Regions from separate parts of the Homo sapiens genome. Here region 2 is linked to region 1. A link is a contact called in ENCODE Hi-C or POLR2A ChIA-PET data. All regions are on one chromosome and are shown on one strand. Each heading gives the region's core, a stretch centred on a gene start or an enhancer-like site at or near the end of the contact. The rest is flanking DNA. Distances are from core to core; before and after follow the strand shown. Region 1 holds the start of ZNF597 (zinc finger protein 597). Region 2 holds the start of OR1F1 (olfactory receptor family 1 subfamily F member 1).

Region 1 (2,700 bases), core at 54-2,553:
AGTGTGGAGTCTAGAAATGTGCTTAATTTAAAAATTCATTCAAATTGGAGAAGTACCAAATCTGTAATTTTGGGAACCATTCCAGAAAGTCACTTTTAATCCTAGCACTTTGGGGAGCCGAGGTGGGAGGATAGCTGAAGGCCAGGAGTTCCTTGGCAAAGCAGCAAGACTCCATCTCCATAAAGAAGTTTTAGGCCGGGCGCAGTGGCTCACACCTGTAATTCCAGCACTTTGGGAGACCGAGGCGGGCGGATCACAAGGTCAGGAGATTGAGACCATCCTGGCTAACACGGTGAAACCCCGTCTCTACTAAAAATACAAAAAATTAGCAGGGCGTGGCGGCAGGCGCCTGTAGTCCCATCTACTCGGGAGGCTGAGGCAGGAGAATGGCATGAACCCGGGAGGCGGAGCTTGCAGTGAGCCGAGATCGCGCCACTGCACTCCAGCCTGGGCGACAGAGCGAGACTCTGTATCAAAAAAAAAAAAAAAAGAACTTTTAAAAGTAGCCAGACACTGTGGTATGCGCGCCTCTCAGATACTCGAGAGGCTGAGGCGTAAGGATTCCCTGAGTTCCAGACGGAGCTATGATATCAGCACTGCACTCCAGCCAGACAAGCAACACTCCAGCGACAAGGCCAGACCCTATCTCCAAACAAAACAAAACAAACAGATAAGACATTGAGAAACTCTCTCAGAGATTCCTCCACAGGTCCCTGCTCCCAGTTGGTAGTTCTGAAAGAAGGAAGTTGGTAAACCATTATGTGTGTGGTCTTGGAACGAAGAACACTTGGTCAAAGGGCTATTTGGGGCTCAGGAGCACTCCTACCACAACAGGCATGCCCAACTCTCCTCCAAAGGAGGGGGTCAGGCAGAGACCGAAAGCAGCAATAAACTTGGACGAAAAAGGTACCTCGACTCACCTGGGCCTCGGGCGTCGGGGGCATGGACGCCATTTGGCGGGTGGGGAATGCCTTCTTCAAGACGCCACAGGGACTTCGTGACAAAGCTGCGGGGGGAGAGAACAGTTCTTAAAGGGACCAATTCCGCTGCCAAGTTCCTCCACTACCCCTAGCCTCCCTCGATTCCCTCCGAACCCCCCCTTAAAAACCTACGCCGACTGCTCCTCCTCTTGGCCCGGCCTCGAAAGGGGCCCACTTACCGCTCCGCGGTTAATAACAGGCCTCGCGCTCCCTGACAGGAGCTGCAGAAAGCGACGCCCGACCGAGACGCGACGAAGAACGCCACGGCCACTGCAAAACTCCCACGCTCTCATGCTCCTTTACGCAGGAGCTGCGGGAAAAGCCGCCGGAAGCGACCCGCCCTCAGCCCTCTCCGCCATCCTGCCCTTTGATTGGTCGAAGTTCTCCCGAAGGGGAAGTCCTTCTTTTGTGTTGACCAATTGAACACCTTAACCGAGGACCTGTAGCCACTGGGCAGCTGCGAGAGGTAGTTTTCCTCCTTTTCTCTAAGCAACCATTTCCGCTTCCGCTGGCGGGGTCTCCTCCGTGAGCTCCGGGCCTGTTTGCCTGCTGAAGTAGAGTCTTAGGGTGACCCCAGGGGGACGTAATGTTTCCGAGAAGAAGGACAGAAAGAAGACTGGGAGACACCGGAACTCGAAAGAAAATCGGTAACAAAATGTGGGTTCGGCCAACAGTGCCCTGTAGGCCTGAAATTTCGGTCTGGCCAGAGCAAGGTGATTGAGAGGGCGGGGGTTCGGGCCTAGCCTGGGCTTGAGCTGTCCTTTGTGTCTTGAGCGGATGGTGGGGCCGTGGAACATGAAGGAGTATCTTTGTGTACGTTCACAACGTTCACATCGGTGTAGGCCAGGTTGCTGGACTCTGACTCAAAGTGTTATAGAGGCATTACGTATTGTACCCGCAGCTGCAGCCTAAGCGAGCTGCTTCAGCTTCCTAGTCACAGGATCCCACGCGAGAATAGAGCCATAGGTTAGCGTCGCAGGACGTTGTTCGCCCCCGGATACCTCACATGCAGCCTACCCTAGAGCCAGTCATTTCCTATTGTGTGCTGGGGGAGGAGGGAGTGCCCTGGTGTAGGCATTTGGAATTGGAAAATTGAGCTCCTCCCCAAGCTCTGCCACTGATTGGTTGGTAATCTTGGCCAGTTTACAACTTTGCTTTCCTCAGCTGCAAACAGCTCAGAGTGCCTCTCTGGGCTAACTCAGAGGGTAATTTCAAAGATTATAAGATAATGTAAGTGAAAGAAATTGCCAGTTTATAAAGGTGTTTGGGGAAAAAAAAAGACGAAAATGATAGGTACCTTGATAGAAAAGCCTGAAAAGTCTCAACATATTTCCTTATTCCAGTGCCAGGCACATTCCTGTATCTAAAAGCTTAATGAATGGCTGCATGGTTATTAAAACAATATTAGGAGATTTGACAACTTAGGTAATGTGATTTTGTGGAATATCTGATAGGATAGTTTCAGCTACAAGTAACAGAAAACCCACCGAAAGGATGTTCAAAGAGCAGTTACAGGTTGGTTAATTCGGTGGCCCAGTGACAACATCAAGGTCCCAGTGCTTCTCTGCCACCCTAAGCATGTTGGTAACGTTGACAATAGAATCCAGGTAAAATATACAGACATGTATTGTGTCATGTACCCATCCTAAACTAGTTATTACCAAGAATAAATAATTGTTTGGGGCCCATCATGCTTCAGCCCCTGTCACTAGGGGAAGGA
Region 2 (2,796 bases), core at 288-2,787, 260 kb before region 1:
CTTGAACCCAGGAGGCAGAGGTTGCGGTGAGCCAAGATCACCCCATTGCACTCCAGCCCGGGGAAAAAGAGCAAAACTCCGTCTCAAAAAAAGAAAGAAAGAAAACAGCATGAGTTAGTTCATGGAAACCAGCAGAGTCTAGTCCCTATTCAGTAACTGACGAGAATGAGCAGTTGGACTCTATTCTGTTTCCTTTTTTTTTTTCTTTCTTTCTTTTTTTTTAGACAGGGTCTCACCCTGTCAGGCTGAAGGGCAGTGGCGCAGTCTGGGCTCACTCTAAACTCCATCTCCCGGGTTCAAGCGATTCTCGTGCCTCAGCTTCCTGAGTAGCTGGGACTACAGGCACGCGCCACCATACCAGGCTGATTTTTGTATTTTTAGTAGAGACAGCGGTCTGGCATGTTGGCCAGGCTGGTTTCGCATTCCTGGCTTCAAGTGATCACCCGCCTTGGCCTCCCAAAGTGCTGGGAATACCGGCGGGAGGTACCGCGCCCAGCCTCCTTCACTTTTCTGTGACTTCCAGAGCAGACAATACATAAGACACCGGGAGAGATGCCTGCAGGTGAGTAGACAGGGTTCTCCTTGGCTTCCTTTGAGTCTCAAGGAAGTCACTGAAGCAGCGGGCCCAGCTGCCTTTTACGCCTCACGCCAGCCTCCAGACACACCCATTGCACCATGTACTGCTACTTGGCAAACTTTGTCACGGAAATCCAATGTTTCCAGTTTCTGGGTCCCGAAACTCTTCCCATGCAAGCTCTAGGACAATCTCTTTTTCTCCAGTCTCCACTTCAAGGCTCAGTTGTTTTCCACCTATGGCCCTTAGGGCCAGCCCGAGGCTACACTTGCCAGCCAGAGAGGCTGCGGCAAGCAGCGTTTATGCTCCATAGTCCCAGGTGAGGAAGACGAAGCCTTTTTTGTCATAGATCTTCATTTCTTTTCTTAAATGTCTTTTAAAAATATGCCTATGTAATTTTTTAAAGGATTCGAAATCTATGTAGCCCAGTAATAAGCCCTTAGTTTGTAACTTCGATTGTATTTTCTTTGGATTATCATTTGCCGTTTTAAAACCTTGGATAAAATCTGTGTATTTCCTTTATGATTTCTGACATCTCTATCCTGCCTGGAAATCCTTTTACCTTAGTAATAGGCAAATGCACCTATATATCATACCAGCACGACATTGAAACCACCAGCTCATAACCTCAGCGGGTAACCTTGTTGGTTTACCCAGCAGGAGTAAAGCCTGCCTCGGAAATCTGAGGGTGGCCGCGAACCCACAAGTCAAGATTCGCAGGTGCGCGCGCTAAGGACTGAGCTATTGGGGCGATGGAGAGAGTCTCGCTCTGCGTCAGGGACGGAAGGACGTGTCCCCCACCAGAAAAAGGAAAAAAAAAAAAAAAAAAAGAAAAAAGAAAAAAGGAAGCGGCGGCTCGTTGGTCTAGGGGTATGATTCTCGCTTTGGGTGCGAGAGGTCCCGGGTTCAAATCCCGGACGAGCCCCCTTTTCCTTCTCTTTTTTCCCATTTCGCATTTTCAGCAAGGACAGGAGACTAGGAAGGCGGAGGGAGGCTGCTATTGGCAGGGCCTCAGTGGAGACCTCCCGGGGTCCCGGGACGCAGACGGACGGGCCTGAATCGCTCGCCTTGGTGAAATGGGATCCAGCGCTGCCAACTGCGGCAACTGCGGTTAAAGGAGACGACCCCGTGCAGCAGGAGGAGGTTATTTAGAATAAGGAAGAATGCGCCGGGCTCATTGGTCGCTACAGGGGCATAAATTTTTTCTAGGATTCCAGAGTATGGCTGCTCCAGTCCCAGGTGAGCCCTCCTCCGCTTAAAATTCCAGTTTATTCGGAGAAGGGGAGAATACCGGAAGCGGGGGAGAAGGGAGGGGAGTGAGTGAGAGGAGGGAGGCGGGGAAGACCGGGCATCCGCGGGCAGCACTTCAGTCGGCCCTGGCGGGGTGGGGGTCTCGGCCCTTGTCCCCACCCCCAGACCCCGGGGCCTTCCCACTGAGAGCGAGGGAATTCGCGGCTTTGATCTGGAGGGGACAGGGAGCCCCTTTTAGCCCAGATCTGCTGGATTCTCGGGAGTCAGGTGAAATCTGGATACAGGGAAGGGCAGAGTGACAGTAAAGGGTGCCCCGGAACCGATGCCCGACGCCTGCTGCCCCACGGCCTTCATTCTTGCTCCTCCTCACGTCCTGGGGACTGGAGGTCCCGCCAGCTCCCCCCAGTGAAGGGCAAGGGGGCGCATCGCAGAATCGCCCCTGGTGCGCAGCGTAGTTGGTGGCCTAAGCCGTCTTCTCCGAGAGCTCAGCCATCCTGGGCACTTGAGGCCAGGCAGGCGCTGCGGGGCTGGTTCAGTCGATGGAGAAAAGAGACTCTCAGCGTCAGCCTTTAGGGTTCGAGGCCCACGTGGGAAACTCGCTTTCTGGGTTTTGGCTTCCCTGGGGAGAAGGGAGGACCGGAGCCGGAGAAGCGTGAGGTGCGGCGAGGTAGGGTGCCTGGTAGCTGGTGTCTCGTGCACTCCGTCAGGCCTTTATTGAACACCCATTGGTGCCACGCTGAGGGACTGCAGCGTTTCCAAGGCGAGCTTGCAGTGATCGAGGCTCGCAGACCCTCAGCGCAGCCGCTGCCTGCTATTGGGAGGTTCCCATGTCCTGCGGAAGCTGGAGCTCCTCACTGCGCGCCTCGGAGACGCCGAATCCCCAACTCAAGGCCGAGTGGCGGTGGCGGGCGAGGACCCAGGGCCCTTCTGGATTGTGGTAGCGCCAGGGCTGCTCCCCATTTTGTGCGTCG

What was found. Hi-C counts contacts between places; a loop is a spot of excess contacts on that map. ChIA-PET counts read pairs that join two places held with the same protein, here RNA polymerase II (POLR2A). Pooled maps may share reads with other maps.
Region 2: a pooled map shows a loop between it and region 1 (4-fold over the local background). The contact joins the promoter of OR1F1 here to the promoter of ZNF597 in region 1. A Hi-C loop is called at or near these places in 14 of 168 maps with a recorded cell type or tissue (CD4-positive, alpha-beta T cell, CD4-positive, alpha-beta memory T cell, CD8-positive, alpha-beta T cell and 9 more), 36 of 37 single-sample maps with no recorded cell type and 17 of 50 pooled maps. POLR2A ChIA-PET finds 5 or more read pairs at or near these places in 13 of 52 experiments (A673, CD4-positive, alpha-beta T cell, CD4-positive, alpha-beta memory T cell and 10 more).

Annotation. Positions count from the first base shown.
Region 1 is chr16:3,442,201-3,444,900 of GRCh38, forward strand. It overlaps ZNF597 (zinc finger protein 597), which reads right to left and starts at 1,304. Exons shown (of 4, transcript NM_152457.3): 1 at 1,160-1,304; 2 at 921-1,006. The coding sequence starts at 953. It overlaps NAA60 (N-alpha-acetyltransferase 60, NatF catalytic subunit), which reads left to right and starts at 1,480. Exons shown (of 8, transcript NM_001083601.3): 1 at 1,480-1,637. RefSeq lists an enhancer at 1,564-1,713.
Region 2 is chr16:3,186,667-3,189,462 of GRCh38, forward strand. OR1F1 (olfactory receptor family 1 subfamily F member 1) reads left to right here and starts at 1,538. Exons shown (of 4, transcript NM_001370640.6): 1 at 1,538-1,813. TRP-TGG3-5 (tRNA-Pro (anticodon TGG) 3-5) reads left to right here and starts at 1,428; the gene lies at 1,428-1,499.